Linked DNA regions of Homo sapiens: regions 2, 3 and 4 are each linked to region 1. The links are chromatin loops, found by intact Hi-C in ENCODE. Cell type or tissue: mammary epithelial cell. All regions are shown on one strand. Links, peaks and the distances in the headings refer to the core of each region. The heading gives the core; the rest is flanking DNA.

Region 1 (7,689 bases), core at 1,333-6,332:
TCCTGCCTCAGCCTCCCTAGTAGCTGGTACTACAGGCGCCCACCACCACGCCCGGTTAATTTTTTGTATTTTTAGTAGAGATGGGGTTTCACCGTGTTAGCCAGGATGGTCTCGATCTCCTGACATTGTGATCCGCCTGTCTCGGCCTCCCAAAGTGCTGGGATTACAGGCGTGAGCCACCGCACCCAGCCTAGCCTGGTTCCGTTTATCCACAGCACTGAGGTTCCTTACCTGGCTGATGCCTTTGTGTGCCTGGTCATAGTCTTTCTCCCCTGCAGAGAGGGTTGCCTGCGTGGGAACCTTCTGTGCTGTTTACCCTGCATCTCAGCGCCTAGCTCTGTGCCCCCACTTAGTATCGTTGAGTGAAGAATGAGCCTGCATTTGTTATCTGCTCAGCCTTGGAACAGAGCCCATCAAAGGCCTTCTCCCTTCTCTGAACACGGGAAGACAAGGAAAGTCCCTCTGGGGCCCTAGATACTTGGTGGTTTAGTCCATGGAACTTTGACAAGGGAACACAAAGGAACTGAGAACCGAGAAGACCTTAAGCAGCATCCCTCGGCTAAATTTCTGTCACCAAGCGAGCAAGATGTGTGTCCAAGGACCATGTACCCAGGTGACAGATTTAGGTTGGTTGCATATCAACTGAATTTCACCACCCTCCTCCTACTCAGAGTTTTACAGAAGCCACAGAGTAGTGACACGGGGAGCCGGGCAGTGGAGGGAGATTCGGTCATCAGAAACCTGGCCCAGGTTGGCCTCTGATACTGTGACATGTCACCATTGCCATCAAGGGCCCGTGGGTGCTGGGGCGTGACCACTTCCCACCCTCCACAATGGTGCCCCTCCCCATAGGCCGCACAGCGCATGGAGTCCTTGCTTCTGCCTAGATAATAATTCACAAGGAAGAAAACAACTCTGGCTGCTGCCTCGGGGTGGCTGCCAGACAAGGGTGTTTTATTAGGACACATCTTCCGATTTTATCTGCGGGCCCAGGTAATTGTCATAGAGCAGTTTGTCTCCCCTTTAGAAGCTATAAACGATTGTATTTGATGAAAATATGCCTTTCATTTCCTTGGATGAGATATTAAAGTAGTGTATAAATCAGGGCTAATAGGTGACTAGCCACTTTGGTGTATTTTTCTTCTTCCATTTGGCTCAGAAAAAAAAAATCACAAGTTCTATTTATTGGCTGGTTTTATGTTGATGGCTCTCACCCTCACAGAATGTTCAGCTTCACGAGGGATTGTGCGTGCGCCTGGCCAAGGAGGGGGGTCAGTGGCGGCCAGTATGTGGGGGTGGGCAGGCATGGCCAGGCCTAGACTCTAGCCTGAGCACTCTGTGGCTTTGAGTGCCATGTTGCTGTGGTTAGTGCCTCATGGACCTGGCCCATGGCAACAGCTGCTTCTAGAGATAGAATCTGTCATGATGGGCAGGGTGTCCAAAACTCGCCTGCAAGGCCACCCTTTCCATAAACTCCAAGTGGACCAGCAGACCCCAGAGCAGAAGCTGTTCCCCAGAAATGACCCAGGGGTGTCAGGGGCTACGGCCTCCCAGAACAGCCTTGCTCCTCACTCTGGGCTCCTACTGGCCCAGAGGCTGCTTCAGGAGGCCGCAGGGAACCAGAGCTGCTTACAGGTGTTACCCTGGTGGGTTGGTGGGTGTGGGAAGGGCTGGCAGAGCACACAGCTCAGAGGAGCAGCCAGGCAGGTTGACATCTCCTGGCCCTTGCAGATGAGGGCTTAGTGACATGACAAAAAAGTGACCTGTTCCCACCTGGTTTACCATCAACCGCTCCCCACCAGCCTGTTAACTCCGGGACAGGGACTTCTCTGCCTCTTCTGCTGCTCTCTCCTTAAAACCCACCAGCCCCTCCTGTCACCAGCCCCTCTCTGTGGCCCATGGTCCCATGCAGTCTGGCCCCTGCCCTCTTCTGGGATCAGCTCCCAGCCCTCTCTCCCCTCGGCTCTCTGCAGATGACACAATCCAGCCCTTCAGCCGCACTGGCTGGCTGGCTGTGCCTCACCAGGGCCAAGTGCGTCCCATTTCAGGGCCTCTGTTTTCGTGCTTCCCTCCGCCTGGAGCCCTCTGCATGGCTGGTTCCTTCTCAGCACTCAGGGCTCTGCTCCGATACCTCAAAAAGGGGCCTTCCCTGAGTGCCCAGGTCACCCTAGTTCTCTGCACGGCAGCTTGTTTTTAATTGAGGTGAAATTTAACACAACATAAAACTAACCACTTGAAAGTGAACAATTCAGTGGCATTTAGAACCTTCCCAAGATTGTGCCATCATCCTCTCCTCTAGTTCCAAAACATTTCCATCCCCTCAAAAGAAAACCCCATAGCCATTAAGTAGTCATCGCCCACCCACCCCCCCCGCCCCCGCCCCCATCCAGCCCCTGGCATCCACTAATCTGCTTTCTGTCTCTATAGATTTACGTAGTCTGGGTATTTCATATCAATCATACAATCCATGGCCTTTCATGCCTGGCTTCTTTCAGTTTGCATCATGTTTTCAAGGTGCATCTATCCTTCTTTTAGCTGAATAATATGCATTATATGGATAGACGTTGTTTTGCTTCCACCTTCATCCATCAATGCACATTTGGGCTGTGTCTGCCTTTTGGCTATTGTTGAATGGGTTGCTGCGAACATTCGTGCACAAGCTTTTGTTTGAACGCCTGTTTTGTTTTCAGTTATTTCTGGTATATACCTAGGAGTAAAAAGTAGGTCATGTGACAATCTAACTTTCTGAGGAATTGCCAGACCGTTTTCCCATGGTCTTCATAGTCCTTAGCTTTAGCTGAAATTGCCTCTTGTATTCCTTGTTCTCTGACACTATCCTGCACTAGAATGGAAGGCACTTGGCCAGGGGGTGGGTACAGGGTTGTGGGGAACCTCGTTTGTCTTGTCCTTGACAGTGCTCATGGATGCCTATGAAGTAGTTGCTCAGTGAATACCGATGTGTGGGCGGATGGATGCATTGGTGGATGGGAGGCTGGGGGACAGAGGATGGGGCTGGAGGAATTGTTCAGTCTTGTTTTCCCAACAGACTGTAAACCCCTAAGGCCAGGGTATTTCTGTCTTATTCAGGTCTGGTACCCTGTGCCAGTTGGTGGTGGTTTGGGTGTGAGCTGGCAAGTTGGACTTCATCCCTTAAGGGCTAAGCTGGACTTTATTCACTTCCTGTCCCAGCTTCCTACTGGGTTTGGGGCTCCAGCTGTCTTGTGGTAGATATTTAACTCCCCTGTATCACCTGAGGTCAGGAGTTCGAGACCAGCCTGGCCGACATGGCGAAACCTCGTCTCTACTAAAAGTACAAAAATTATCCCAGTGTGGTGGCGGGCACCTGTAGTCCCAGCTACTCGGGAGGCTGAGGCAGGAGAATCACTTGAACCCGGGAGGTGGAGGTTGCAGTGAGCTGAGATCTTGCCATTGCACTCTAGCCTGGGTGACAGAGTGAGACTCTGTCTCAAAAAAAAAAAAAAATTTTTTTTTTGACTCTCCTGAGTATCTGGGCCATGCCTTGCTTTTCACCGGTGTTATCTTTATCAAAGGCACCTAAACCGGCAGGGTCAGTCACGTGACCCAGAGCACTTAATAGTTCCGTGGAAAAGCCTCGCCGGTTCCAGAGGCAGCCCTTGGCAGCTGAGTAACTTAGGAAGAATGCAGAAATGACAGTGTGCTATGAGCCAGCTGAGCTGACCGCAAAGCCTCTGACCGCCATCCAAAAAGGCAAAAAGAAAATTGATGTTTCATTCATAGACATCAGTTCAGACCTCCCCTGAGAATAACGTCCTAGGTGCTAATGTCATCTCATGGTGGCATTTTCCAGGAACTAATTTTTTAGTCCTCTTATTTTTCTTGTTTCTGATTATAAAACTGGAGCCAGTTCTCTCCTTGTAGCTCCCCAAGGCAAAAAATACCCTTTCTGGAGTCACACAGGAAGAAGGACCTGGGGCTTCCTCCAGCTTCTCCAGCCCGGTCTTAACCCTTTCCCAGCCTTCAGCTCACTGCTTAGAGACTTGGGCCAGCAGGTTAGTGAGGCGGGTCCGTGAGTTATGGAAATTTGATTCCTACCCTCAGGCCTTTTATAAAGCAAAATTTATTGAGCTGCTAAGCACTTTATGCATTATTCTTGTTCGAGCTTCCCAATAGCCCTCAGAAGGAAGATGTTACCATTTTCCCTTTCAGCAGGTCAGAAAGTGGCCTACCCAAGGTCACACCAGATACCCTCCCTCCAGCGTCAGACCCTGAGTCCCACCACCATGCTGAACCAACTTTTAATTCATAGCTAATGTGAATTCCCCTTTTCTGATTTTTTTTTTTTTTTTTTTTTTGAAAGAAGGGCCTAACAGCAGCCACCTAAGGCCTCACTGGTACCAGGCAAAACTACGTTGTCGGCTCCAACTCTAAGCATATTTTAGACAGAAAAATTTGTATCTATTTCTGGAAGTGTGAGCTATAATTTGGAAGAATTAACCATGTTGGGCACTTTATATGCACAAATTCTATCCTCCCGACCACCCTGGAAGCTGGTATCACTTGCTCTGCCTCACAGATAGGAAACTGAGGCTCAAAGCAAGACTGCAGAGCTCACATGAGATAGGCTGAGATCTGTACCTCCCCTTCCTGCCTCTAAATCCCATTTGCTTCAAGGCTGGCATTGGTGCAGGTTGAATATTCCTTATCCAAGATGCTTGGGACCATGAGTGTTTTGAATTTTGGATTTGGGGGAATTTTGGAATATTTGCATTATACTTACTTACTGGTTTAGCTTCACTAATCTAAAAATCCGAAATCTGAAATGCTCCGATGTGTGTTTCCTTTGAGTGTCATGTCGACACTCAAAAAGTTTTGGATTTTGGATTTTCAGATTTGGATTGCTCAACCTGCAATGACTGAGCTACTTCGCATGGCAGCTCTGCCTGTCTCAGAATGTCAGAGATCAGTAGGATAGGCCCTCCTTAGAGAGGGGCCTCAAGGGATGCCCCTGGTCTAGACAGAATGTTCCCTACTCCCCTCTTCCGTCATCCACCCTGGCATAGGCCCACATCCTCGTGCCCCAAGACCCACTTCCAGTGTTTCAAGGACAAACCTGCAAAGCAGCAATCCAGAAAGATGCTCCGTCCTGAGACCACCACTTCCAAACCAGGCTAGCGGTGCAGGGCTCGTTCCTGCACAGGTTTGTCCCTGGTGTGCATGAACAAAAAGCAGAAGGATGACTTCAAAATCCTGCCTGAACAAAAGCAGCAGGATTTGAGCCCCTTTCAAAGCTTTCTGGCAATTGCCTCTAAGAGATCAGCCTTCAAGTGGTGGGGCAGGGGTGTGGGGAACAGATCCTACTCAAAAATCAGCCCTGAGCTGAGTCCAAGGGGTCTCCTGTTTGCCAAGCCTCTTTTCAGGGCTCCAGAGCAGCTGTGGAGAGAGAGAGCCTCAGGGAATCTGGAGCTGGGCTCACACAGCCAGAGAAGGAACCGCGTTCCCGGATCCGGGCCTGCAAGGTTTCCCCACTCACAACATGCCCCCCAAAGACACTTTCCCAATAGACACAGTAGCACTTGTCATGGGGAGCCCTCTCTCGCTAAATATGGACACAGTAGGCAGGGCCAGCCATCTTGCCCAGATGCTTTTCTGGGAGGTGGAGGGAGGGGAAGAAGAGAGTTCCAAAGAACTGAGTGTTGCTTCACTCTTTGGGGTCATTACCTAACTCATACTGCCAAAGCGACTGTATGCCCGGGAGCCTTCTGGTCATAAGAGTGTGTCAGATGGCAGGGAACACTCCCTGGTTGCTAATAGAGAAGCCCGTGCAGTAGGTGGGGGGAGAGAACAAACCCCATATGCAATCTGCCATTTGACCTGGGCCATGCCTTAGAATGTTCTGTAGGCTCGGGTGGGCCCGCAGCAGGGCAGCCATGCCGGCAGCACAGCACAGGCCAGTGTCAGTGGCAGAGCGGGTGGCTTGGCCACACACCCCGTGTGCTCACCAGCACGGGCCTGGCCCCACACGTAGGATAGAGCTCTCCAGCCTCATCCTCCAGCCTCCTAGTCAAGCACATCTAGTGCATAACAGAAAAGACTGGAAGACACCAAGAAAAGATCGAACTTACCAAATCTTCCCACCCCAGGGTGTCCATGATCAATCCCAGCATCCTTTTTTTCATTGTTTTTCCTGTTCATTCACAATGGGGTTTCTTTTCCCAGCAGCAGAGTATTTGCCCAGGTGAGAAGCAGCAGAATGAAAGCACCCAGCACAAGCCAAAGAGTATGGGCCCAAGTCCCAGCCTTCCACCTCCACGGGAAAATTGTTAGGTGGCCTTGACCCATTTGGTTCACCTTGTTGGATCTCAGTTTATTCATATAAGAAACAGGGATGATGCTCGACAATGTGAGTGGACTTAAGAACTGAACTGTACTCTTACTAATGGCTCAGATGGTAGATTCTGTTATGTGTACCACAACCGAAAAACAAAAAATGGGATACAAGTGTCACCTCATTAGGCTCTTGTGACATAAAATGAGTTCATTCACCTAAGTGCCCAGAACAATGCCTGACCCATATAAAACGTGCAGCAAAGGTTAACTGCTCTTGCCATTTTGTTGTTGTTGTTGTTGTTGTTGTTGTTAGTTAAGGGCTGAGCCTTGGGACCCCAGAAAATAGGTTCCTTTTCTACACATTAATCAATTAGCACGAACAAAATTACGAATGCAGTAGTCCTTCTGCTGTCAATTACAAAGACATGCTGCAGTGGCACAGAGTTGCTCTTTCACAAAGACTTTCCCTGGGCGTTGGTAAAACACCGGGGTGTAATAGAGCAGGCAGAATTTTCCTCCTCACACAGAAGAGATCCTGTAATCTGCCTGAGGCCCCACAGCTCTCAGAGGCTGAGCCAGGGCTGGAGAAGAGCACAAATTGGGCCTCCAGCCCAGCACACATCCTGTCCCCTGGGGTGCTGACTGCCATCATTGGCACTGCGCCCATCTGAGCCAGGCAGTCCCCCGGAGCCTCACAACAGCTCTGGGAAGCTAGTGTCATTCCTCAGTGCCCAGTGTTACCAGCTCACAAGTGGCCAGCCAGGGCTCCCTGGTTTCCACTCCGTGAACCGCCATGCCCTCCGTTCTGAAGCATATTCAGAGGCAGAACACCTGGAAATCAGGTGAGCTTTGGGAACCCCACATATTCTTGCTGTATTCTACTCCATCGTGTGAACCAAGAGTACAGAAGTCATCAGAGAGCATGACTTGCATCTGTGTCTCAAGTCTGTATCTAAAGGAAAAGTCCATAAAATCACCCAAGGAAACATCCTAAGCCTTTTCTGTTGGTGTTTTTTTTCTTTGCTTCTGAATCATTTGTTTTATCAACCGCAAGTTCTCATTAACAGACAAGTGATAGGAGATGCCAAGGTGTGAAGGCCCCTTTATGGCAGAAAACCGAGAAACGAAAAATTCCTAGCCCTTAATTCTGTATGTAAGTTGATAAAAGTCCATCTTGATTTGATTTTTGCCTTAAAATCTCTCTGACTAGCTCAAAGACAATCCCCTGGAACAAGGTTTGGGAACCACTTCCCAAGAATTAGAGTGCCTTTGGGATCCAAGAAAATGAAATGCCAGCTGGGCGTGGTGGCTCACACCTTTAATCCCAGCACTTTGGGAGGCCGAGGCGAGTGGATCACCTGAGGTCAGGAGTTCCAGACT
Region 2 (7,689 bases), core at 1,229-6,228, 68 kb after region 1:
GATTGCTTAAGCCCAGGAGTTAGAGGCTGCAGTGAGTTGTGATCGCACTGCTACACTCCAGCCTGGGCAACAGAGCACGACCCTGTCTTTTTTTAAAAAAGGAAAGAAGGAAGGAAGGAAAGAAGGAAGGGAGGAAGGGAGGAAGGGAGGAAGGGAAGGGAGGGAAGGAACGAAGGAGGGAGGGAAGGAAAAAGGAAAGGGGAGGGGAGGGAAGGGGAGGGGAAAAAGGAGAGGAGAGGGACCAAGTGCTTTTCCTACAGTTTCTGTCTCTCCCACTGTGCCCCATGAAGTGGGTGCTATCATTGGCTTAATTGTACAGATGGTGAAACCGAGGGTCAGAGAGAGAAAGCAAACTGCCCGAGATCCCAGAGATGCTTAGGACTCAGGTCCCCCTGACCTCACAGCTCAGGCTCTCAATCGCTGACCCTCCATCCTCACTGCCAAAACCTGGATGCCTGCACAGCCTGGGCATACAGAGGAGCTCCACGACAGGGTCCCCTGTGGGCTTAGGGAGTGCTGAGGCCAGGCATGGAGCCCTTTGTCTGGCCGGGGGACAGACTGTGACGAGCAGGACCCTGCCCACTTCTGTGAAGGGAACCTCTAGGGAGCTTATTCCTAGAAGGAAGGGCCACACCCAGTATTGACTTGCCATTCACAGGTGCCAGTGACCGGGTGTGTCTCACCACGTGTCTGCTTCTGGGGAAGGGAGGGAGTGGTTAGGCAGACTCAGGCAGTGGCTCCTGTGTGTCCCAACCCCCTCGGCTACAGCAGACAGCTTGGGGACTGGCACCCAGGGGGATGGACTGAGCAGGAGGCCTGGATTCTGAGTCTCCTTTCCCCCCGCGCCACCCTGCATCAGACAGGGCTCCTCTGCCCCTCCTCGACATCACCACCTTCTCCATGCCTCAGTTTCCTCATCCACACCTCGGACACAGTAATGCTTCCTTCCTGGCATTAAGCAAGTGAAATGATGAAGTCATGTGTGGGGCCTCTAGGGCTCCAAGGAGCCAGGTTTTGATCCTGAGGGCAGTGGGAAGCCATGGTGAGGTTTCCAGGGAGCTAGTTAATACAGGATCAATGAAACTGATTTTAAAATATCTATTGATAAGCCCCCACTGGGTCTGGTGCCTCATGCCTGTAATCCCAGCACTTTGGGAGACCAAGTTGGGAGGATGGCTCAATTCCAGGAGTTTAAGAAGAGCCTGGGCAACATAACGAGACCCCATCTCTATCCAAAAAAACAAAAAAATTAGCCAGGCATGGTGGCACGCACCTGTGGTCCCAGCTACTCAGGAGGCTGAAGCAGAAGGGTCACTTGAGCCCAGGAGGTTGAGGCTGCAGTGAGCTGTGATTGTGCCACTGTACTCCAGCCTGGACAACAGAGCAAGACCCTGTCTCTAAAAATTAAATAAATAATTGCAATTTATTTATTTATTTATTTATTTTATTTTATTTTATTTTTGAGATGGAGTCTCACTTTGTCACCAATCTTGCTTCACCACAATCTCCGCCTCCCAGGTTTAAGCATTTCTCTGCCTGAGCCTCCCGAGTAGCTGGGATTACAGGTACGTGCCACCACACCCGGCAAATGTGTGTATTTTTAATAGAGACAGGGTTTCACCATCTTGGCCAGGCTGGTCTTGAACTCCTGACCTCATGATCCACCTGCCTTGGCCTCCCAAAGTGCCGGGATTACAGGCGTGAGCCACCACTCCCGGCCACAAATGTTTTTAAAAAGCTCAAAAGAGACCAGGCACAGTGGCTCACGCCTGTAATCCCGGCACTTTGGGAGGCTGAGGCAGGCGGATCACCTGAGGTCAGGAGTTCAAAACCAGCCTGGCCATCATGGCAAAACCCCATCTCTACTAAAAATACAAAAAATTAGCCAGGCACAGTGGTGCACATCTGTAATCCCAGCTACTCGAGAGGCTGAAGTACAAGAATCCCTTTGAGCCTAGGAGGCGGAGATTGCAGTGAGCCGAGATCACGCCACTGCACTCCAACCTGGGTGACAGAGCGAGACTCTGTCTCAAAAATAAAAAAAGTGAAAAATAAAAAGCTCAAAGAAAAGCAAATTCAGGGGTCACTAATAAAAATGGAACTCAAGGTGGAAGGGTGGGGTGGGGAAGGGGAAAGGGACTCAGACTGGCCTTGATCCCTGGTCATGACTTTCGTGGGAGCAGGAACAGAAACCCCAGTATGAAGGCAGGACCCTGAAGGGCTTCCCCCATCCCATGGGAAGGTACATCACCCTCTGCCCAGCCTAGGAACAGCCCGAGATTGGATAGCGGGAAGTCTAAGAAATTGAAAGTCTGAGCCTGGGAGTGTGGGGGTGGGGCAGGGCAGGGGAGACTGAGGTCTGGGTTGATTCTACTCTGGGTTGCTGGAATCTCATGCCGGGAATTCAGTGTGAATGCAGGTCCCCAGCTGGTGAAATCCCTGGAGTATTACTCAAACTCAACGCATCCCTTTTGGGAAACGTCTCGTCCTGAGGGGTGTGGGAGCCCAAACGTGCACAGGCACACGCAGCAAATCTCCCCGCTGAAGATGAGCTCACAATAAAGCTTAGAAACCACCAGAAAAATCCACCACACGGGAGAATCCACAGACAGAGCATCAGGCACAGCAGGTCCATCTGGGTGGTCTGTGCTGGAGTGGCTTATAGATCTGATGTCAATATGAAATCGCAGCTCTGTGGCTGCAAAACCCCCTTCCCGTTTACACCCCCAAATCCTCAGTCACCACCGCTTCTCACAAATGCCTCATGGGAGCATGAGTTTTGTTTTGAGGGATACAGGGAAGAACTGACATTTCTGCTGGGGTCCACGGGATTGAGGAGCAGAGGGAGCCCATGTGCAGAGGTGGGACTATAGGAAATCCGGTCCAGTTCCGTACATTTGGGAGACTGGGGCTGGAGAGGCTGTGAGGATGTGAGTCCTTGGAAATTAGAGATCTGCAGGGGAAGGCTTGGCTTTCCACAGGGGATGGAACTCAGGTTTGGGGGCTCTTACTTAGCCTAAAGAGACACTCGACTCTCCCAGGGTCAAGGGGAGGAAGCCTGTGCTGGACCCAGGTGGTGAGCTGAGGTCCCTGCTCTCGTGGGGTGAGGCTGGCCTGGGTAACTTTTACCTGGCCACGTGGCTACAGGAACACAGAAGGGGAGGCACAGCTTTGGGGGACGGTGACTTTTTTTTCTAGAGACAGCAGCAGGTCTGGATTTGAATCCGGACTCCACAGGGCGTTACTGAGTTTTCCCATGCCTCAGTTTTCCTCTCCATGTAATGGGGGTAATAATAGCTCTTCCTCCAGGGCACTGAGAGGACTGAATGAGAAAACCCACTTGACAAGGCAGCTGGCCCAGAGGACAGGCTGGGCGAATGGTCATGGAGTTTATTACTAATGAATGAAGGGCCGGACCCACAGATGAGTCACACAAGTGAGCCACTGATCGATCTGATAACAATGAATGGACAAATGAAAGAAATGAATCAATGAATGAAATGCTCAGGGCCTGCCTCCCAGCACCACAGAGAGGGGACCTGGCCCTGGGGAGGGGAAGGAGGGCAGGAGAGGCCCACCCCCTGAGTCAGCTTCCAGCAGCTCCAGCTCAGAAAAAGTTCAGCGGCCAGGTGACGGACACATGGCGCACACCTGTGACGCCCCCCTTAATCACTCCCCCACATCGTGCCAAGGGGATCGAAGGATTCCCCTGAGTCATCTTCCTGCAGGCCAGCCTGCAGCTCCTGCAGCTCCCGGTTCCTCCCCCTGGCCCGGCAGAGGGTGATTAAGGGCTTTTTGGGGGAAATGACAGTTAAAAGACTCAGCAAGGAGTGTCCAGCCTGGCGAGTCAGGGGCTGTGGGCAGGACTCAGGAAGGGCCCCCTGGCCCCTTCCTGGCCTCAGAGGGAGCCTCGTCCGAGTGGCAGGGCTTGCTGATCCTTGAAGTGGGAGAGGGATAGCCCCATCCACCACAATAAGTAATAGGAATGACAATGAAAAGTTTGTTGGGCCAAATTCTGTGCCCAGGGCTGCTCGTTTGTTTCTTCATTTAGTCCTCAGCTCCCTACCGAAGGCAGCCGTCTGCTGAAACCATAAGAAATTGCTGATTGCCTGTCTGATCTTGACCCACAAAAATGGCAATCTCATGTGTCATTCGATCTAATAGTCCCATTATTCCTATTTTGCAGAAAATCACGGCTCAGAGAGGCTGAGCAGCCTGCAAAGGAGAGCCAGGGATGCTGCCACCCAAGCCTGGGAGAGCCTTGGGGTGCCCAGGCTTGGGGCTGAGGGAGGCTCCTGGTCTGGGAACAGAAGTGCCCAGGGGACACTAGAGCAGAGCTAGGCTGCACCTGCCCCCTGGGGGAAGGGAGGTGGGGCCAACACTGGGGACGCAGGGCTCCCTCCTGGCGATCCCCAGGCTGGGGGAATTTGGTGCTGGGGATTTTGAGCAGTTAGAGGCTGGGTAGGGGCTTTCTTGCCTTCTGGCTGGGGCCCCGTGGGAGTGGGGGAGTTGGGGCTGCATCCATCTGTCCATCCATCCAGGGAGTCTCTCCAGTGGTGGCCGTCACTGGGGCCGTCTGCAGAGCCTCTCTGGGGCATTAATTTAACATGCAAAGGGGAACCCAGGGAGAGGGCAGTGCTGAACCCAGAGGGAGGGGGTGGGTGATGGTGGCATTTTGGGCAGACTTCAGTATGGTTTTCTCCCCAGAGAGTGTCTTTCTAGAACGTCTTTCTAGACTCCTGGGACACTGGTGTAATTGGCCTGTGAGGCCAACCAGCCCCAGATGTTTCTGGGAATTTGGAGACCTGCCCCCTGCAAGGGACTCAGATGCTTTCCGTGGAAGGGGCCAGGGAGGGGAAGAGGCACCAAGGTCTCACTGAACCGTCGTGGTCACTCTGAACATTCATGCCACTTGGCATGAGCCCTTCACTCTCCAGACTGTAAAATCAATACCTGGCCCAAATAGCAACAACAAAGAGCAACAATACCCCTTACCCCATCCACGTGGCACCTCCTGTCTGTCTCCAGGGCGCTGCGCTTCATTAAGCACCACACACCCAAGAGCTCAAGGGAGTCTCATGACTAGGCATCTGCAGGGGCTCCTCTGTTTCTCATCTTTCAGGAAACCAAGGAAAAACAGAGAGGTTGAGTAACTTGTCCAGAGTCACACAGCTCTAAGAAGTAGAGTCACCTACTCCAGAGGCCAAGGCAGGAGGATCAGTTGAGCCCAGGAGTTCGAGGTCAGCCTGGGCAACATAGTGAGACCCCCATCTCTTTAAACACAAAAAAGTGGAGTCAGAAACCAAACCGAAGGACTCTGGACCCTTGTACTCTTGGCTGCACACATCTTACCCTCCTGAAGAAATGTTTGCTGAGATTACAGACTTGGTTAAATTCATGACAGTCCATCTATGCCATGGGGCCATTAAAATAGTGATTTGGAGGCCAGGCGAGGTGGCTCACACCTGTAATCCCAGCACTTTGGGAGGCTAAGGCAGGCAGATCATCTGAGGTCAGGATTTCAAGACCAGCATGGCCAACATGGTGAAACCCTGTCTCTGCTAAACACACAAAAATTAGGCGGGCATAGGCCGGGCGCGGTGGCTCACGCCTGTAATCCCAGAACTTTGGGATGCTGAGGTGGGCGGACCACAAGGTCAGGAGATTGAGACCATCCTGGCTAACACGGTGAAACCCCATCTCTACTAAAAATACAAAAAATTAGCCCAGCGTGGTGGCAGGCACCTGTGGTCCCAGCTACTGGGGAGGCTGAGGCAGGAGAATGGCGTGAACTCGGGAGGTAGAGCTTGCAGTGAGCTGAGACTGCACCACTGCACTCCAGCCTGGGCGACAGAGCAAGACCCCATCTCAAAAAAAAAAAAAAACAGGCGTGGTGGTACATGCCTGTAATCCCAGCTACTGAGGAGGCTGAGGCAGGAGGATCGCTTGAACCCGGGAGACAGAGGTTGCAGTGAGCCACCACTGCACTCCAGCCTGGGCGACAGAATGAGACTCCATCTCAAAATAAAATAAATAAAATAAAATGGTGATTTGGAGTATTGCTTCCCTGGGAAAATGCTCATGGTATGTGTATCCTTAGAGGAAAAAGCAAGTTGTAAGAGTTTGGAAACCATAACCCCATTTTGTTCATTCAAAAATTATTTGCATAGAAAAATGACCAGAAAACAGTTACAAATTACAATGTTGGCAACGATGATGCTGAGGAGGAAGAGCAGGGGCCCATGGAGAAGGACAGGGTCCATACCACCAGGTATGTGCCACCACTTTTTCCTGTGATGCCAGGAAAGGGGGCATCCCCATTGCTAGGGGTCTGAAGACCTGGAGTGAGAGAGAGAATGGCTGTGCCCATGACTGGAGGCTCAGGGCTCTGAGAGGTGGAGTCAGGGGTCTGTGGGGGAGGCAGTGGGTGATCCCTCAACCACGTGGCTTGTCCTTCCCACGCCTGCAGAGAAACATTGGTCACCCTGCCTTTGCCCCAGCTGGCTGCTTTCCTGGGATGTGACCTTTCACGTTGGTGGCCAAACCTGTCCATCCTTGACACTAGCTCAGACATCCCCTCCTCCAGGAAGCCTCCTCAGATGTCACTGGCCAGGCATTTGCCTTCCTTAGTCTTCTGGATCCCTAGTCTAGGACTGAGTGCTTCCTGCCTCCTCACTGCCTCTGACTTCTCTGGGGGGTTGATTTAACACGGCCACGGGGGCTTATTTCCATAACCCCAGCCTCTGCCACAGGAGCCGCTATAGGGTTGAGCTTTACATCCTCTCAGTGGGCTCGTGACCCCGTCATCCACACCTTCCCTTTTATCGGGTCCCTTTCATGTGGTGTCTCATCGACTCCTTACCATAGCCCTAACGGATGGACATCGCTATTCATTCCCATTCTACAGATGCAGAAACTGAGCTTCAGGGAAGCTGAGGAGCTCACCCTGGGTCATACGGCCAGCAAGTGGCACAGTCAAGATCCGAACCCAGGTCAGGCTGTGTCCACAGGGTATCTTGGACAGGGCTAAACTTCCACCACATTGTCTCTTCATATAATGTTGAAATCTGGCTTCTCTTTCAATAGCTGCCCCAACGCGGCCGGAGCACTGGGACTAAGGCAGACGTGAGCGCTAGTATCGCAGTCACCAGCACTGCTACAGCGCCTTCCCTTTTAGTGCCTCCTGTCAACGCTGAGAGGTAGTCACAAGTATCCCCATGGCAGATGTGGGAGGACTGAGGCCCATGAGGTCCAGGGCTCCAGGGGCACCTGGCTCTGATGAGGCTAAACTCAAGCTTGCCCCTTCTCTGCACCCCAAACTCCTGGTTTCTGGACCCAGCTCAGCACGTGGAGCCTTGGGTCACACCCAGCACCCAGTGAACGGCATCCGAGAAACACTCTTCCTGCTGAAAGCCTGGCTTTCTGGAAGGGAGCTGGGGGAAACTGGGAGAGGATGGAGGGGGGCCAGGTAGCAGATAGCCACACTCCTTGCGGCAGGAAGTTCTACACATCATTTCTGGGAACCAGGATAGCTTGGCAGTAACTCGGCGCACTTTGACCCCAATAGAGCACCCAGCTGTCACTGTTGACAGCCCCCCTTCCTTCCCAGGGGATGCTGCTGAGCTGCTTGGAGCCTTCATGTCGGACATCCAGGTGGGCCTGGGGACAGCCTTGGAGCTCCCGGGCCAC
Region 3 (7,689 bases), core at 1,632-6,631, 180 kb before region 1:
AATGGAGACCAACGGGGTGAGTCGTTGTTACCAGGCAGCGGGGTGTCAGGTGGAAGGAAGGATGTTTCAGGCAGAGGAAAAGGCATTTGAGAAAGCCTAGTGGGGCAAGGGGAGCAGTGCACATTGGCAGAACTCACGTGGTTCAGCAGGGGAGTGTTCACTGGGTGAAGAGGAAGTGAGGACCCAAGCTCAGAGCCATGCTTGGCAGTCTCCAGAGGCCAGGTCCCCTGGGGCCCTGTAAATCACTTTAAGGAATTCAGACTATGAGTGAGAACAGTAGGGAGCCACTGAAGGTTTTTTAACTACAGAAAGGCTGTGGTCTGGCTGAAGCTGGCAGAATGGATTGGATGAGGGGCAGACTGGAGGTGGGCCTCCACATGTGTTGGTGGGGCGGGGAGCAGGGGCTCTGCTGCCGTCCCCTGGTGAGTTACGGTAGCAGCTGCTGTCATCCAGGTGTATCTCCTGTTGGTGGTCCACTCACACACATACCTCGCCTGCCCACTTGAGGTCCCCTGCTCTTTTCCTCCTGCCCATCCAAATCCCTAGCTCTATCCCGAAAATGCCAGTTCTTCCCTAAAAATTGCCCTGGTGACTTCAGCCAACAAGAGTTTTGCTGTCTTCTCTAACTTCTTCTGTGCCTGTTCACACTGTCCCACACAGTTAACACATTATTATATACTTCTCATCGCCAAAGAGTGGGTCGGCTGTTAGCTCCTGTGCGTTCTTAAAGTTTCATCTCGGCCTTGAGTTAGACCCTCAGGAAGCTGGCCGGGGTTCCTGTCCTTTGGCTATCAGACATTGTCTTCCTTTGTTACATATCTTTTTTGTTGTTTTCTCCCAATTTGAACATAAGAATCATGAAAGCCTGTATGGCTTGTTCAGCTGGGTACTGGTATGCCAGCACAGGACGTGGCAGATAGTAAGCAATCAACAAATATTTGTCACAGGATGAACGAGAGGCAGACCTCTGTTTTCAGAAAAGGCCAGTCTTTTCCCAACAACTGCTTGTTCTCCCCAGTTTAGTCACAGCACCTGTGCCACAGCCATGACTTTCTCTAGGGCTAAAGCCCTAAAGAAAGCTAGGGTATAGCCCTGCCTATACCCTACACATCCCCGGCCCAGCCTCACTTGCCGGCCCTGTTTGACATCTTTGGGGGATGATTCACCAGGGGAAGCACAGCCTGTGAACACCTTCTCTAATCCTCTAGCCTGATTCCACCCTCCGTGAAGCTTCTCCTTGTCCTGCTGGCCAGAAGGCTGAACACTGACCAGATGGTGGTTTTCAGGGCACAGAGTGGGACACACTGGGGAACGTCTGCAGGGCCTCTGCCCGAGTGCTGAACAGGCCAGACAGATACAGGCTCTGTGTCTCCCATCCCTCTACCACACCTGAGACATTGTTATTTGGAGCTGTGTGGACATTGGGGGGTAAATTTCTAACCCCCAGACCTCCTATCATTCTGCTTATCCTTTCTCATGCCCCACCTTGCAAATGTACATTTCAAAATCTTGAAGGAGGAGCATCCTAATAAGCTCATTATGGTGCAAGGCATAGCACGTGCAGAAAATGCTGTCACTGAAATGAACTTGGACCTAGTATTCCTGTCTCTGAAATGGACTGAATTGCTAATTTTTGAAGGATATGGGGCATTATTAACTGTAGTGGTTTAACCTGTGAAATTAGTGACTCTTGAGAAAGCAGAGGCTATTGAGGCCAGATTTGTTTACGTCTGTCATCCTTGGTGATGCACCTCGAGTGTGTTGGTTACAGTTTCTCTTCTCCAGGCATTTCAAACTCTGAAGCTCATCTGTCGGTGGAGAGTTAGCTAACAGGCAAAGCTCGGATATTGAGACTGCATCTGCAGAGCTCCTGCTGGGGATATGAGAATACTGGCTCTTTTCCAGACAAATGGGAGTTAGAGCCTTTTATAAGGACTTTCCATAAGATCTGATAGTATTTTCATGCCTTTTTGGTTTATCTATTTGGTGTTTTTTTAATTTATTTTTTGTGTGTTAGGCATTCATAACCTCATGTAAATTCTTGGCCAATAAAATTGTTGCTTACTTCATTGTTTGCATTTCTGTAGTCCTAGAAGGGTTGTAATCATGGGGTCTGGAGTTCAGTCTGCCTGGTTGTAACCTAGGCACCTCCTGTGCTGCACCAGGGCCCTGGGCAGATGCCTCAGCTCCCAGAGCATCATCCCCAAAGGGTCGATTGTTTCTGGGATTAAACGAAGCACTCAGACAGAGACTGGCAGTAATAGGAAGCTTCATCTGTTTTACTGAGGTACATACATAGTTTGAGAAAACACGTTGTCATTCTAACAGTGGTTATCATTGTAAGAGAAACATTTTAATTTGCTGCCGTTAAGTAGCAAGGTAATTATTCTGTCCTTTGAAACTTTTCTGAGATAAAGACACAGCTTTCCATACAAAGATGGTCATAGCAACATTGTTATCACTCACACAATTAGGAATCTTAATGCCCTTCAAAAGAGTTGCTACTGTGCTTGTCCTTTCAGTGTCATACTGTGTAGCCATTACAGATATTTGCAAACAGTTGTCAATAACCAAAAAAAGTGCTTTTGTTTTAGCTGAGGTGGGAAATAAGATTGGCACTGAAATGGATAATGCAACATGACCTCAACTATGTAAATATCCATAGCAAAGAAAAAGACCCGAGGAAATAGATTGCAACTCCAGCAGCAGTCATCTCTAGGCACCACGGTTGCCGTTTCTCTTTCATTGTTGTCAAAGTTTCCTACTTCTCTAAAGTGAATGTTACATTTATAATCAGAAGGTTTTATTAAAATGGGCCGGGTGAGTTGGCTCACACCTGTAATCCCAGCACTTTGGGAAGCCGAGGCAGGCAGATCAGTTGAGGTCTGGAGTTCAAGACCAGCCTGGCCAACATGGCTAAACCCCATCTCTACTAAAAGTACAAAAATTAGCTGGGCATGGTGGCCTGCGCCTATAAACTCAGCTACCTGGGAATCTGAGGTAGGAGAATCGCCTGAACCTAAGAGGCGGAGGCCGCAGTGAGCCAAGATCACGCCACTGCACTCCAGCCTGATGACAGAGCAAGACTCCATCTCAGAAAATGACAACAACAACAAAAAGTTATTAAAATGTTTATATCTCTGAGGTGGTTGAATTACCTAATCTTCCAAAGCCCTGGAATTAGATACACCATTAAAACATTAAATCTTAATCCATTCAGCCTTTCCCCCCATTACATTCAAGCAAATGTATATTGAGCATCTCTTCCTAAAACACTGTGTAAAACGGTGTGCCAGGGCATTGTGGGACAGAAAGACGAGCAAGGTGAAGGTGTAACCCTCATTGAGCTTTGGAGCTTGCAGTCTACTGAGTATTTCTGTATACCAGCAAAAGACATTTAGAAAATGAATATTTGAAACAATATCATTTACAATAGCATAAAAAAATGTCGACTACCTAGCAGCAACTCTAACAATAGATCTGCAAGATTCCTGTCAAGTGAGCATGGAAACAAATGCTGTAAATATCAGAATGTTACACTATTGTAAATATGTCAGTTCTCTCCAAATTTAGCCATAGATGTAGGGCAAGTCTAAGAAAATTTTAGCACGTATTTTTGTGGAAATGAAGAAGGTGATTTTTGAATGTATATGGAGATTAAAAGGGCCAAGAATAGGCAATATTGAAAAACAGAAGGAAAGAAGTTGGAAGACTTAATTACTATATGGCAAGATTTACTGTAAAACTGCAGTAATCAGACAGTATGGTCTTGATACAAGGATAGACAAATAGATCAATGAAACTGGAGTATCCAGAATGAGACCCACATGGGTAGTCACCTGATTAATGACAATGGTGGCGCTGGAGTGCAGTAGAGAAGTGAGGGCCTTTTCTGTAAATGGTGCTGGGTCAAGTAGATTTCCATATAGAAAAACTTAATTTTGGCCAGTACCTCATATCCTACACAGAAATCAGTTCCAGATGTACTCAAAGTCAGAATGCGAAGAGTAAAACAGTAACTTTGTTAGAAGTAAAAAGCATTTCCTTATAACCTTGGGGTAGGTAAGAACCTCTTAAGCTTGATACAAGAAACACCATCCAAGGGAAAGATTAATAAATTGAACTACATTAAAATTAAGAACCTCTACTCATCTAAAGACCCAGTATAAAGGGAACGAAAAGGTAAGCCACCATCAGAGAAAGTATTTGCAATATTTATCTCCAGTAAAGGGTTTGTGGTCAGAGTATATAAAGAAAAGCAAGAAAAAGCCACACAGCCTAATTTTAAAAATGGGCAGGCTAGGCGCGGTGGCTCACGCCTGTAATCCAAACACTTTGGGAGGCTGAGGTACGTGGATCACGAGGTCAGGAGATCGAGACCATCCTGGCTAATACAGTGAAACCCCATGTCTACTAAAAATACAAAACAATTAGCCGAGCGTGCTGGCGGGCGCCTGTAGTCCCAGCTATTCGGAAGGCTGAGGCAGGGAAATGGCGTGAACCCAGGAGGCAGAGCTTGCAGTGAGTGGAGATCGCACCACTGCACTCCAGCCTGGGCGACAGAGCAAGACTCCGTCTCAAAAAAAAAAAAATGGGCAAAAGACTTGCACAGGCACCTCACAAAAGAAGATATTCAAACAGTCCATAAACATATATGAACAGGCACCCGGTTTCACTACTGGAAGAAAGCCCCCACGCAATATCACTGCATACCCAGCAGATGGCGCCACCGACCAGGGCAAAGAACACCAAGTATTGAGAGGCCAAGAAACAAATGGAGTTCTCAGACCTTTCTTCCTGGCCACAGGTCTGTGGGCGAGCTACTGAACGTCGCCAAACCTCACTTGCTGTCTTGTCCTGTGCAGTGGCAACAGTGTGCACATCTTCAGGTTACTGTGAGTCTGTAGGTCACATGAAGCCCTCGCAGAGAACCAGGCACGTGGGGGCTCCTAGAATCTTTTTTTCAGGACTTACCGCCCTGCCCTCTCTGCCTATAAGGGCCTTCTGGTAGTTACTAGGTCTTTTTCCCCCAGAAATTATTTAATAAGGGCAACAATAACAATAGCTAGCACTTGTATCATACATAGTAACTGCCAAGTTAGTTATCTGTTATCTCCCAACACCACCAAAATAGGTAGATACTAAAGTATTCAGGTACCATTGCTGTTTACATTTTACTGGTGAGACAACTGAGGTGCACAGAGGGAAAGTAACCTGCTCAGGATCACCCAGCTAATAAGTGATGGAGGTGTGCTCAGACCCAGGCATTCCAGTGTCTGTGATTAACCCTATGTTCTAATTATACCAGTGTTTGTAATTAACCATATACTCTAGTGCCTCTCAGGAAATACCAGACTTTCTCTACTTCCTGCTCTGGTTTCGCTGAACCTTCCCATCACGACTCCTGCCCTGAAGCCCTCTTTCCCTGTTTGAATCTAGCCTGATCTCTTTTCTACCTTCCTGGAATATTCCTTAGATAATGTAGTAATAATGTGAATAACGGCCCCCACCACAATGACCATAATCTAATCACCATGGCAGCCAAGCCTGCTTCTGTTGAGCCCTTGCTCTGTGCCAGGCGCTGTGCTTGGCTCTTTCTGTGCATGGTCACGTTGCCTCTCTGGAACAACCCAGTGAGGAAGCCTTGACTGTTCCCACCACTGTGTAGAATCTGAGCTGCAGAGAGGTGAAGCGCCTTGTCCAAGGCCACAGTTAGGAGGTGGCAGGGCCAAAGGTCAAGCCCAAGTCTGTCTGCCAGACTCCGAAGCCTGACCTCTTCACCAGAGCTCTGTGCTGTCACTTGCCGTGTCTGGCGTTTGGATCCCTGGCTATGTTCAGTCGTGTATGCTTTGATCTAAGTTATGTTTACAAAGACCATCCCCTGCCCCATTCAGCATTTATTGAACACCTGCTGTGTATCAGACATTTGGAGTGTATTGGGGTCAGCAAGATCAATAAGGTGATGGTGCTGACCTTGAGGAGCTCAGGTCTAGTATGGGAGGCAGATCTTTGCAAATGAGGGTGGGCTGTGCAGTAGCAAATATGTGTGGGTACAGAGGTGCCAGTGAGGAGGGAACAATTAAATCCACCTGGGAGGGGGGCATGGGGAACGCTTTACCAAGAGATGCCCGAGCTGGGTTTTGAAATGTAAAAGTTTGCTGGATGACAAGGACAGCAAGGGCATTCTAAGCAGAAAGCCCCATCAATTGAAGTCATGTGGTCCTAAAGAATTTAAAATTTCTTCTTCTTGTTGGGGATCTTCAGAGCAGACCCACCCACCTAAGCCACCGTCTCCCATTGACCAGGAGTATGATGTGTGATGCTAATAGATGTACACAGAAGAGAGGAGGGAGAATCTGCCCTTCTCCCATATTGCCAACGATGTCTTGTCACTGGCAGGGTGTCAGGCACATGGGGGCCTGCGTGGAGAGTGTCACTGATGGCCACAGCTGGAGTGGTGCGGTGACTGTCAGACTTCAGTGGGATTGGGGCCCTGCACCAAAAGTCCAATTCAATGGGTCTGGGACAACTTACAAAGGTGATTCTGATGCAGGATGCCTGGGAACTGCAGTTTGGAAAACTCTGCCGTTTGAAACTCTTGGGGAAGATGCACTTGAGGCAAGATGAAGATGTAGATTTGGGAGTGGGTCCTCCAATGATTCATCCCAGGGTGGTTCAAGTGCTGTTTGAGTTACCTAATTATAGAGGGAAACTGGGCCCATGCCCCCTCCCGCAGCCTTTTGGTAGATTTGGGTACAAGTGGTTGAGGATTTGTGTTTTTTGAGGGCTCTTCTAATTACTGCATATTAAAAATTACATGCAATTTCTAATAAATTAATTAAATGCTTGATTATACTAGGTCTTTAAAGCATAACAAACAGTATTCGTAAATAAACCCTAGCCCCTTTAAATAGCAGATTGTTCTTTATTGTTTCATCTTCAGGCTGCTTCCTCTTTATGTCTTACCCGTTTTTAGAGATTGTAGATGGGACAATCCTATCTAGACGTTTCCTTCCTTGCTCTCACCAGACCCCCAGCCCTGAAAACTGAAGTTAGCCATAAAAGAAATCAGGAGAGGAGGGCCCTTTTCCTGAGTCACTTCCTCTTGGTGTCTGCTTTTCCTTCTCAAGCCTGAGCTCCCTTGACAGGTGAAGTTACCTGGGGCTGTGGGCCCTGGAGAAGCCATCTTAAAAGCCGTGCCCGGTGGCACTCCCAGGGCATCCAGCTAGGCTTCTGGTCCCCGCGCTGCTCAGGACTGGCCTCGGTGATTCTTTTGGTCTCCCCCACCAGCAAAGAGGCCTTGAGGACTGGAAGGTGTCTACCTGTCTCAGCTCCAGCACCTGGCATTCAGGCCTGTTTGGGTAGATGAAGTACAGCACCATAGCCTCTGCAGCCCTTATTTATTTATTTATTTATTTATTTAGACTCTCGCTCTGTCACCCAGGCTGGAGTGCAATGGTGTGATCTCGGCTCACTGCAACCTCCACCTCCCAGGTTCAAGCAATTCTCCCTGCCTCAGCTTCCAGAGTAGCTGGGATTACAGACTTCGCCACCACACCCAGCTAATGTTTGTATTTTTAGTAGAGACAGGGTTTCGCCATGTTGACCAGGCTGGTCTTGAGCTCCTGACCTCAGGTGATCCACCCACCTTGGCCTCCCAAAGTGCTGGGATTACAGGCATGAGCCACC
Region 4 (7,689 bases), core at 1,052-6,051, 55 kb before region 1:
AGTGGCTCTAGGACAGTTCTTCTGAAAAACACACACACACAAATTATTCTTTTTTCCTTTACAAAGCAGGATTTCTAGATTCAATTCTATGCATTAGAGAAATGAGGCATTTGAGTAGTGGAGACTGTTTGAGCTTTTTTTGCCTATTAAAATTATTGTTTTTAAGCCAGGCACAGTGGATCATGCCTATAATCCCAGCACTTTGGGAGGCTGAGGTGGGAGGATTGCTTGAGCCCAGGAGTTGGAGACCAGCCTGGGCAGCATAGTGAGACCCTGTCTCTACAAAAATTTTTTTAAAAATTAGCAGTGAGTAATGATTGCACCACTGCACTCCGGCCTGGGCAATCGAGCAAGACCCTATCTCAAGAAAAAATATCTATATTGTTTCTGCTGAAGGCACTCTACAGTTGAAATACTTTTTCAAAATACCAGTCCTTCCCACACATTTGGAAATGGGACCATGGTTTTGATTTCTCACAAAGGAAGGGACTTAGTGGCTTAGATTTGCTCAAAAAGCAGTAACTTCCGAGGCACATCAACCCTTGGGATGTGGACAGCTTCTGGGTGCAGCTGCACCAGAGGGCTTCCAGGGAGGGGCAGGGGTCCTGCTGGCGGTTGAGTCCCAGCCCAGCACTGTGACCTTGGATATGTCTGTGTGTGTGTGTGTGTGTGTGTGTGTGTGTGTCTGTGTGTGTGTGTGTATGTGTGTGTGTGTGTGTGTGTGTTTTGAGACATGGTGTCACTTTGTTGCTTTGGCTGGAGTGCGTGGCATAATCATAGCTCTCTGCAACCTTGAACCCCGGGGGCTCAAGGGCTCCTCCCACCTTAGCCTCTAGAGTAGCTGGGACCACAGGCATGTGCTACCATGTCCAGCTAATTTTTAAATGTTTTATAGAGATGGAGTCTTGCTATGTTGCCCTGGCTGGTCTCAAACTCCTGGGCTCAAGCGGTCCTCTTGCCTCAGCCTCCCAAAGTGCTGGGATTACAGGTGTGAGCCCCTGCGCCTGGCCTTGGCATGTTTTTTGACCAGGGGGAGGATGAGGTGCTTGGGAGGATGAGATGTCAGGAGGATGAGACGCTGCCTATCAGTGTTTAGCACTGTGCCTGGCGTCTTGATAGAGCCCAGTTGACGAGGGCTGGCAAAGAAGCTGGTTTTTGGGTTTCTCATCCAAACCCCACTACTCCTCTGTCAAGAAATGATCACTCTAGTTATTCAGCCAAACCTTGGAATATCCTTGTTTCTTCTCATCCCTGTGACCAAGCTCTTAGCAAATCCTGCCAGCTTAAGCATCACATAGATAGAGAACCCAGCTCCGTCTCACTGCCTTTAGCTCCCCTGCAGCTGGTGGGGATTCTAGAAAACTGGGACTAGGGGGTCAGCTTCCTCCTCTGCCCTTTCCACACCAACAGCCAGTAGAATCCTTTTAAATAGACGTCAGACCCTTCAGTGGTCCTGGCTTCCCATTGTGGTGTCAGCTCACTGTGCCATGTGTGCCCCCCATCTGCTCCTCACTGTGCTAGCCCAGTCATACGGAGCTCAAGAGATTTCCCCCTTGGGCCACCGGCTTCAGGGTGCCCCAAAACCCCCACTCTGCCCCACAGGGCTGCCAAAGCCAGCCTCCTTGACAACATCTGGCTGACGGGGAGGGGAGGGCAGTAAGAGCCGCCACAGAAAACAGGAATTCATGGGGGGAGTGGGGTTGAGGATTAACGTTGAGTTTCAAGACATCCCTCGCTCCAGCCCACTCTGTGAGCTGTCTGGGGCTCCGCCTACACACAGCTCCTCACCCTGAAGCTGCTGGGTTCCCCTGCATCACACGCCCACCTTCCCCAGTGAACCCAGCCACCAGATTTGACACAGGATCCGGTGATTGCTCAGGCCTCAGGAGGGGAGGGTTGCCTTCTGGCCCTGATATCTGATCAACCACAGAACACCCAAAACAAATCTCTGAACCAGTGACAGACAGCGCGACCTTTAAGGAAGGTGTAAGTCAGGAGAAGGCCATCTCTCCTATACATCACCTCTCCCAGCCCAGGAAGCTGGCCTGCCAATTGCCCCAGAGTCTGGCCCAGCCACTGACCAGGTCCACCCTGCCCTCAGCCAATGCACACTCTCCAGCCCACCCCAGGGCCTGCTGGGGAGATCAGGAATCGAAGAATGGAGCAGCACTTCCTCCCACCCTCTTGTAGGAGGGAGATGGGTTCTATTCAGATTAGGCAGAAACGCTGAAAAGTATTGTGACCTTGAATCCTAAATCCCCGTTAAAGTTGAGGCTTAGGAAGCACCTGAAATCACAAGGACTGATCATTAGAATCTATTTAAAAACAAAGAGCAGGGCCGGGCACAGTGGCTTAGGCCTGTAATCCCAGGACTTTGGGAGGCTGAGGCGGGAGGATCACTTGAGCCTAGGAGTTCAAGACCAGCCGAGGCAACATGGAGAGACCTTTTCTCTACTAAAAAGGTCGGGCGTGGTGGCTCATTCCTGTAATCCCAGCACTTTGGGAGGCTGAGGCGAGCGGATTGCCTGAAGTCAGGAGTTGGAGACCAATCTGATTGACATGGTGAAACCCTGTCTCTCCTAAAAATACAAAAAAATTAGCCGGATGTGGTGGCATGCGCCTGTAATCCCAGTTACACCGGAGACTGAGGCAGGGGAATTGCTTGAACCAGGGAGGTGGAGGTTACAGTGAGCCAAGATTGTGCCACTGCACTCCAGCCTGGGTGACAGAGTGAGACTCTGTCTCAAAAAAAAAAAAAAAAAAGAAAGAAAAGAAAAAACATTAGCCAGGCGTAGTGGCGTGTGCCTGTAGTTTCAGCTACTTGGGAGGTTGAGGCGGGAGGATCACTTGAAACCTGGGGAGATTGAGGCTGTAGTGAGCTGTGATCGAGCCACTGCACTTCAGCCTAGGGGACAACGTGAGACCCTGTCAAAAACAAAAAGAGCAAAATCCTGATTTAAGACTTAAGAACTCTGGTGGAGGGTGTGAGGGGTCTCTGTATTGCTGGTGACCAGCACAATGCGTGGTGCTGCAGGCGGCCTGGACAGATTTTTCAAATGAATGTCAAATGTTGTTCATACTTCTAAACTTTTAAGAAATGTACAGAATATGGCTAGGCGCGGTGGCTCATGCCGGTAATCCCAGCACTTTGGGAGGCTGAGGCAGGCGGATCACTTGAGGCTAGGAGTTATGACTAGCCTGGCCAACATGGTGAAACTCCATCTCTACAAAAAAAAACGTGTGTGTGTGTGTGTGTGTGTGTGTGTGTGTGTGTGTGTGTGTGTTTAGAGAAATGTACAGAATACTGAGCTTGGGACATGTAAAAGCATAAATTTTCATTTTTACTTTGACCTGCCTGAAAATAGAAGTGAAAATGTGTTTGCCACAGGGGAACCGCTCTAGGGGCATCTGATTTGCTCCTAGGCCAGGCCAGGACAGAGCTGTGACCAAGCGTGAGGGTGGGTGGTGCGAAGGCCCTGTGGTTTCTGGCCCAGCAGGACTTTGAAAACAATCTGTACCCAGACCTCACTCCAGAAGGTTCTGAGTCACTGGCTCCGGGGTGGGGCCCTGACATCTATATTTTCAAATGCTCCCTAAAGGATTCCATTGCATAGCCAGTGTTGAGAACCATGGGATTAGACAGAGTGAGGAATGTTCTGGAACTCAGCACTCAGTGTCTGCTTTGCTGCTTTCCATGAATTCTAGTTCCCTCTAGGAACTCTCCTTGCCCACCTGCTAATCAGCCAGAGGCCATCAGGAAGGCTGGCTTTGGTAGCATGGTACAGCAGTCACATCTCTCTAAGTTCCAAAGTCAGTTTCTCAGGTGGAAACCACCTGCCGTCCCAGTCACCCTCACAGATCCCTCATGGGTGAATGACATTTCTCAATGAGGAGTGGGTCCGGCACAGCCAGTCTGAACTGCAGGGCTGCAGTAGACCCCGTCGTTGAGCAGGTTTTAGAGGAAGAGGTTGGCCATGTCAGATGAAATCCTGGTTTCTTTACCAGGGAGAATCATGCTGGGCACTTTGAGGGGCGCTCAAGGGATAGGCAGGAAGAGCCAAGCCCATGAGGGAGGCAGATTCCCATCTGCCCCTAAGGTTCCCTCATGGGTCTGGCAGCCCGAGAGGCCTGTGGTATTTAAGCTGTTTACGCTTCTCTCCCTCTCCTCTCCACTTTCCTGCATCCGTGTAGTTGAGTTTGTGGAAGTTAAGCTTGCATACAGTGTGCCTCTACCTGACTTGAAGACAAATCACTTGCCCTCTCGAGCCTTGGGCACCTGTCTTGAGAGGAAGGGCCTGCGTAATAGGTTGGGCCTCCTGGATGCTCCCCAGCCCTGCAGCCCTGCAGCCCCACACACAGCTACATGTGTGCTCAGAAGGTAGCTGAACCCATTCTGTGCTTGGCCTTGTGTATAATCACTTGCATGGGCTAGGCAGGAGATTCCCTTGCAGAACTTGAAACTCCCTGCAGCACTGAAACTCCAGCCATCCCTATCTCTTGTGGTTGTTCTGAACCAGTGCCAGTCTTGGAAATGGCCTGTTTTGTTTCAGGCAGTCATAAAAATGCCTTAGGAGTAGAGACTGTCCAGGCCAGAGTCAGCCAGCCAGACCATGGAGGCTCAGAAGTTGTTGGGGCTGAGCTGGCCTCCCCCAGTCCTCACAACTTTTTAGTCATTTGCTAATAATTAAGAGCCAAAAGTTCTCATCCCATCTTCCCTCCAGCCTTTGGACTGACTGGGATGCCACCATTTTTTATACAAGGTTCAAGGTGAGATAGACTTTCTTTCCTTTTCCTTCCAAATTCTCATGTAGAAAAGCCGCATGCAACTTCCTGGTTTTTCAACTTGGCACATCCACATTATCTTTTTGCATTTATCTTTTTTTTACTACCTATACCCTGGCCTTTGAATTTTATAATACACTTTGCATTTTTCTAAATGCAGTTGGGGTTTTCCAGAGCTGTGCAAAGCCAGGAAATATGCATGTCATTTAAATGACTCCGGTTAACCTTTAGCCTTTAACTGGTTTCTCATAAAACTCGACTCTCTCCCAGCTATGGTTTGCATTCTTCAGAGCAGCAAAACTGATGAACATCTACAGCTTTCACTGTTCCCTGCTGGGCCCCCTTCCCTTTGCTGCCTCCAGTCTGATGAGCCATGCTGGCAGACTCTGGGAAATGTGAGTCCCAAGCAGTGTCTAGCAGAAGGTTCCAGACTAGATTGATGCAGCCCCTGTTGCCACTTCCTGAGGTCTCCCAGGGCCCCTGGCTTCAGCGGCTTCCCTTCCTATCATGGCATCTTGTTCCTATCATAGCACAGTAACCATAATAGATCCCATCTGTTTCCCACCAGAAACACAAGATCCAGACTGCAGATTGCACACTTGACTGTAGACAGGGACTCTGAGTGTTTCCTCACCCACTCCCGTGCGCGTCCATCCATCATTTGCTGAATGGTAGGCACTGTGCTAGCCACCAGAAACACAAGGACAGGACAGAGCCCTCCTCCCTTCAGGCATCTAGCACAGTGATGCACTTCAGCAGGTGGGTGCAGGTGCTCTGCTGGAAACTGCAGGATCAAGAAGAATACAGAGTAGTTGGGCCCTTGCTGGGGGTGGGTGGGTAAACAGGGACAAGAATTGCTTCTGGGCGTCCGAGCCTTTGAGCCAAGGGTTGTTCTGAGCCAGTGTGAAGCAGCAGACAACCTGGGGAAGGGCCTTCCAGGCAGAGGGGGCATCTGCAGTGAAGACACACAGGTATGTTTGGCTACCAGGTCAGTAGCCCGTGTCTGGAACATTGGGCGGTCCATTCGTTTCATATGGCTGCTGCTACACATTTCTACAACACCCAGTTATTCTCTTACAGCTCTGGAGGTTAGAAGTCTGCCACGGGTCTCACTGGGCTAAAGTCTAGGTGTTGGTCCTTCCCGAAATCTCTGGGGAGAATCTGTTTTCTTGCCTTTTCTGGATTCTAAAGGTCGCCTGTGCTTTGGCTTATGGCCCCTCCCTCCATTCTCAAAGCCAGCAGTGGCAGGATGAGTCCTTCTCACACTGCATCACTCTCACCTCCTCGTCTGCCTCACTCTTTCACTTTTAGAACCCCTTCTGATTAGATTGGGCCTGTCCAGGTAATCCAAGATAAGCTCCCCCAGCTCAGGCTCTTTGATTCAGTCACACCCATGAAATCCCTTTTGTAAGGTAGCATGTTCACAGGTTCCAGGGATTAGGTCGTGGGCATCTTTGGGGGCTATTACAGCCCACCCCAGGTGGGATGCAGAAACTGGCAGCAGATGGGGCTGGAAGGGTAGGCAGAGGCTCTGCGGGACACGCTGCAATTGAGGAAGCCTGGAGAACTAAGCAGATGAACAGGCAGGCAGGAGACAGCTACCCCTCAAATGCTCTTCAGTTGTATGGCCTGGGCCCCACCTCCTGCCCTGTCCTTGGCAGATCCCTCTGACCTTGCAGCCCCGGTGCAGGGTGGAGGCATGCCCAGTGGGCCCCTGGGTCTCAGAAACAGCAACCTTTTGTCCTTTTGTCTGGACAAAAGAGCCCCACTTTGTTGGTACAAGTTAAAATTCTTCCCTCAGCCCCCTCTCCACTCTACTCCCATCTCTAGGGTGCCCCTGGTCTGAGCCCGCTGATGTTCCCAGGTTGCCTCCTCTGTCCTGGGCACCCAGCCACATCCTGCCCTTCTTGCCCGTCTTCTCCATTCACCCATGTCCTTGTTGCTGTGGCGCCTCCAGGTAGGGCTCCTCCAGGTAGCCCTGGCTCACGTCTCCCCAAGCTCTCCTTTCCTTTTTGCACTAAAAGGCTCAAAAATCCTCCTCCATGGCCATCTGACCCTTCCACTCCCCTCCCCACCTAGTCACAAGGTACCCACTCCCTGGATTCCTCAAGCCATAGGGCCCTATCATTTCTTACAGGACAGCAGTTCCAAGCCAGGAGAGCATAGGGGTTCTCTCCAGCCAATTTGAGCCAGGAGGAATTTTAACCAAAAGCCCAAGTTGGCTTTTGAAAGAGGCCTTTCTCCAGGAAAGGATTAGAGAGTTCCAGTCATTAAATGGTCCGCTGCAGAACGCTAGTTCTTGACTAAAGTGGTTGGTTTTTAAATGAAATGAAATAAATGTGCCTTTTTGTTTTTTCAATAAATGAGAACAAAAGTAGCCAGGTGTGGTGGCATGCACCTGTAGTCCCAGCTACTTGGGAGGTTGAGGTGGGAGGATCGCTTGAGCTTGGGAGGCAGAGGTTGCAGTGAGCCAAGATGGCACTACTGCACTCCAGCCTGGGCGACAGAGTGAGAATCCGTCTAAAAAAAAGAAGAATATTGTCGACTGTGATGGGAAAACATTCTGATTCAGGCCTCAAGTATATGTATGAGAATTGAAGTTCTGTGAAGGTTCGTGCATGTCTCCCTTGATTTTGATGGCTCTTGTTAAAAAACAAACCCAAAATAACCTTAGAAACTGTGTGCACACGTGAGTGTGTGCATGTGTGTATGTACACCTGTACACGTGGGAAATCGCGACGGCGTGCTCTGTACAAGTGCAGATCTGCTCGTGGACAGTTTCTCACCCCTGCAGGGCCAGGGCCCTAGGGCTCCCAGGTGGCTGCCACTTCCCCATTGAGGCTGTTCCTTGCCAGAAGACCTAGGGTCCGGTCTTTCAATTCTCTTCCTGCTGTGAGGAAAGTGTTT

The links. Hi-C counts contacts between places; a loop is a spot of excess contacts. Peaks named below come from ENCODE experiments on the same cell type or tissue, not always from the same donor. Only the 100,000 strongest peaks of a DNase experiment are listed, where the experiment ranks them.
Region 2: a loop joins it to region 1, with 8 times the contacts of the local background. A loop is called at or near these places in 7 of 110 quality-filtered maps.
Region 3: it touches region 1 in a loop (3-fold over the local background); 2 of 110 quality-filtered maps call a loop at or near these places.
Region 4: a loop joins it to region 1, with 2.1 times the contacts of the local background. A loop is called at or near these places in 5 of 110 quality-filtered maps.

What each region holds. Positions count from the first base shown.
Region 1 is chr16:11,129,871-11,137,559 of GRCh38, forward strand. The region is part of intron 22 of CLEC16A (C-type lectin domain containing 16A); the gene reads left to right. LOC105371081 (a long non-coding RNA gene) reads right to left here and starts at 5,180. Exons shown (of 2, transcript XR_001752081.2): 1 at 5,093-5,180. In mammary epithelial cell, for the core only: no CTCF peak of the experiment used is centred there; DNase peaks (open chromatin) are centred at 3,641 and 5,731; H3K27ac peaks cover 565 bases.
Region 2 is chr16:11,198,361-11,206,049 of GRCh38, forward strand. No RefSeq gene overlaps it. Among named protein-coding and RNA genes, the nearest start is that of SOCS1, 54 kb to the right of the region's middle. RefSeq lists enhancers at 636-1,136, 2,904-4,103, 4,096-4,892, 4,926-5,005. In mammary epithelial cell, for the core only: no CTCF peak of the experiment used is centred there; a DNase peak (open chromatin) is centred at 3,481; H3K27ac peaks cover 1,913 bases.
Region 3 is chr16:10,949,398-10,957,086 of GRCh38, forward strand. The region is part of intron 1 of CLEC16A (C-type lectin domain containing 16A); the gene reads left to right. Among named protein-coding and RNA genes, the nearest start is that of CLEC16A, 8.7 kb to the left of the region's middle. RefSeq lists enhancers at 167-316, 4,581-4,650. In mammary epithelial cell, for the core only: a CTCF peak has its summit at 4,720 (motif pointing right); no DNase peak of the experiment used is centred there; H3K27ac peaks cover 160 bases.
Region 4 is chr16:11,074,727-11,082,415 of GRCh38, forward strand. The region is part of intron 19 of CLEC16A (C-type lectin domain containing 16A); the gene reads left to right. Among named protein-coding and RNA genes, the nearest start is that of CLEC16A, 130 kb to the left of the region's middle. In mammary epithelial cell, for the core only: no CTCF peak of the experiment used is centred there; a DNase peak (open chromatin) is centred at 3,515.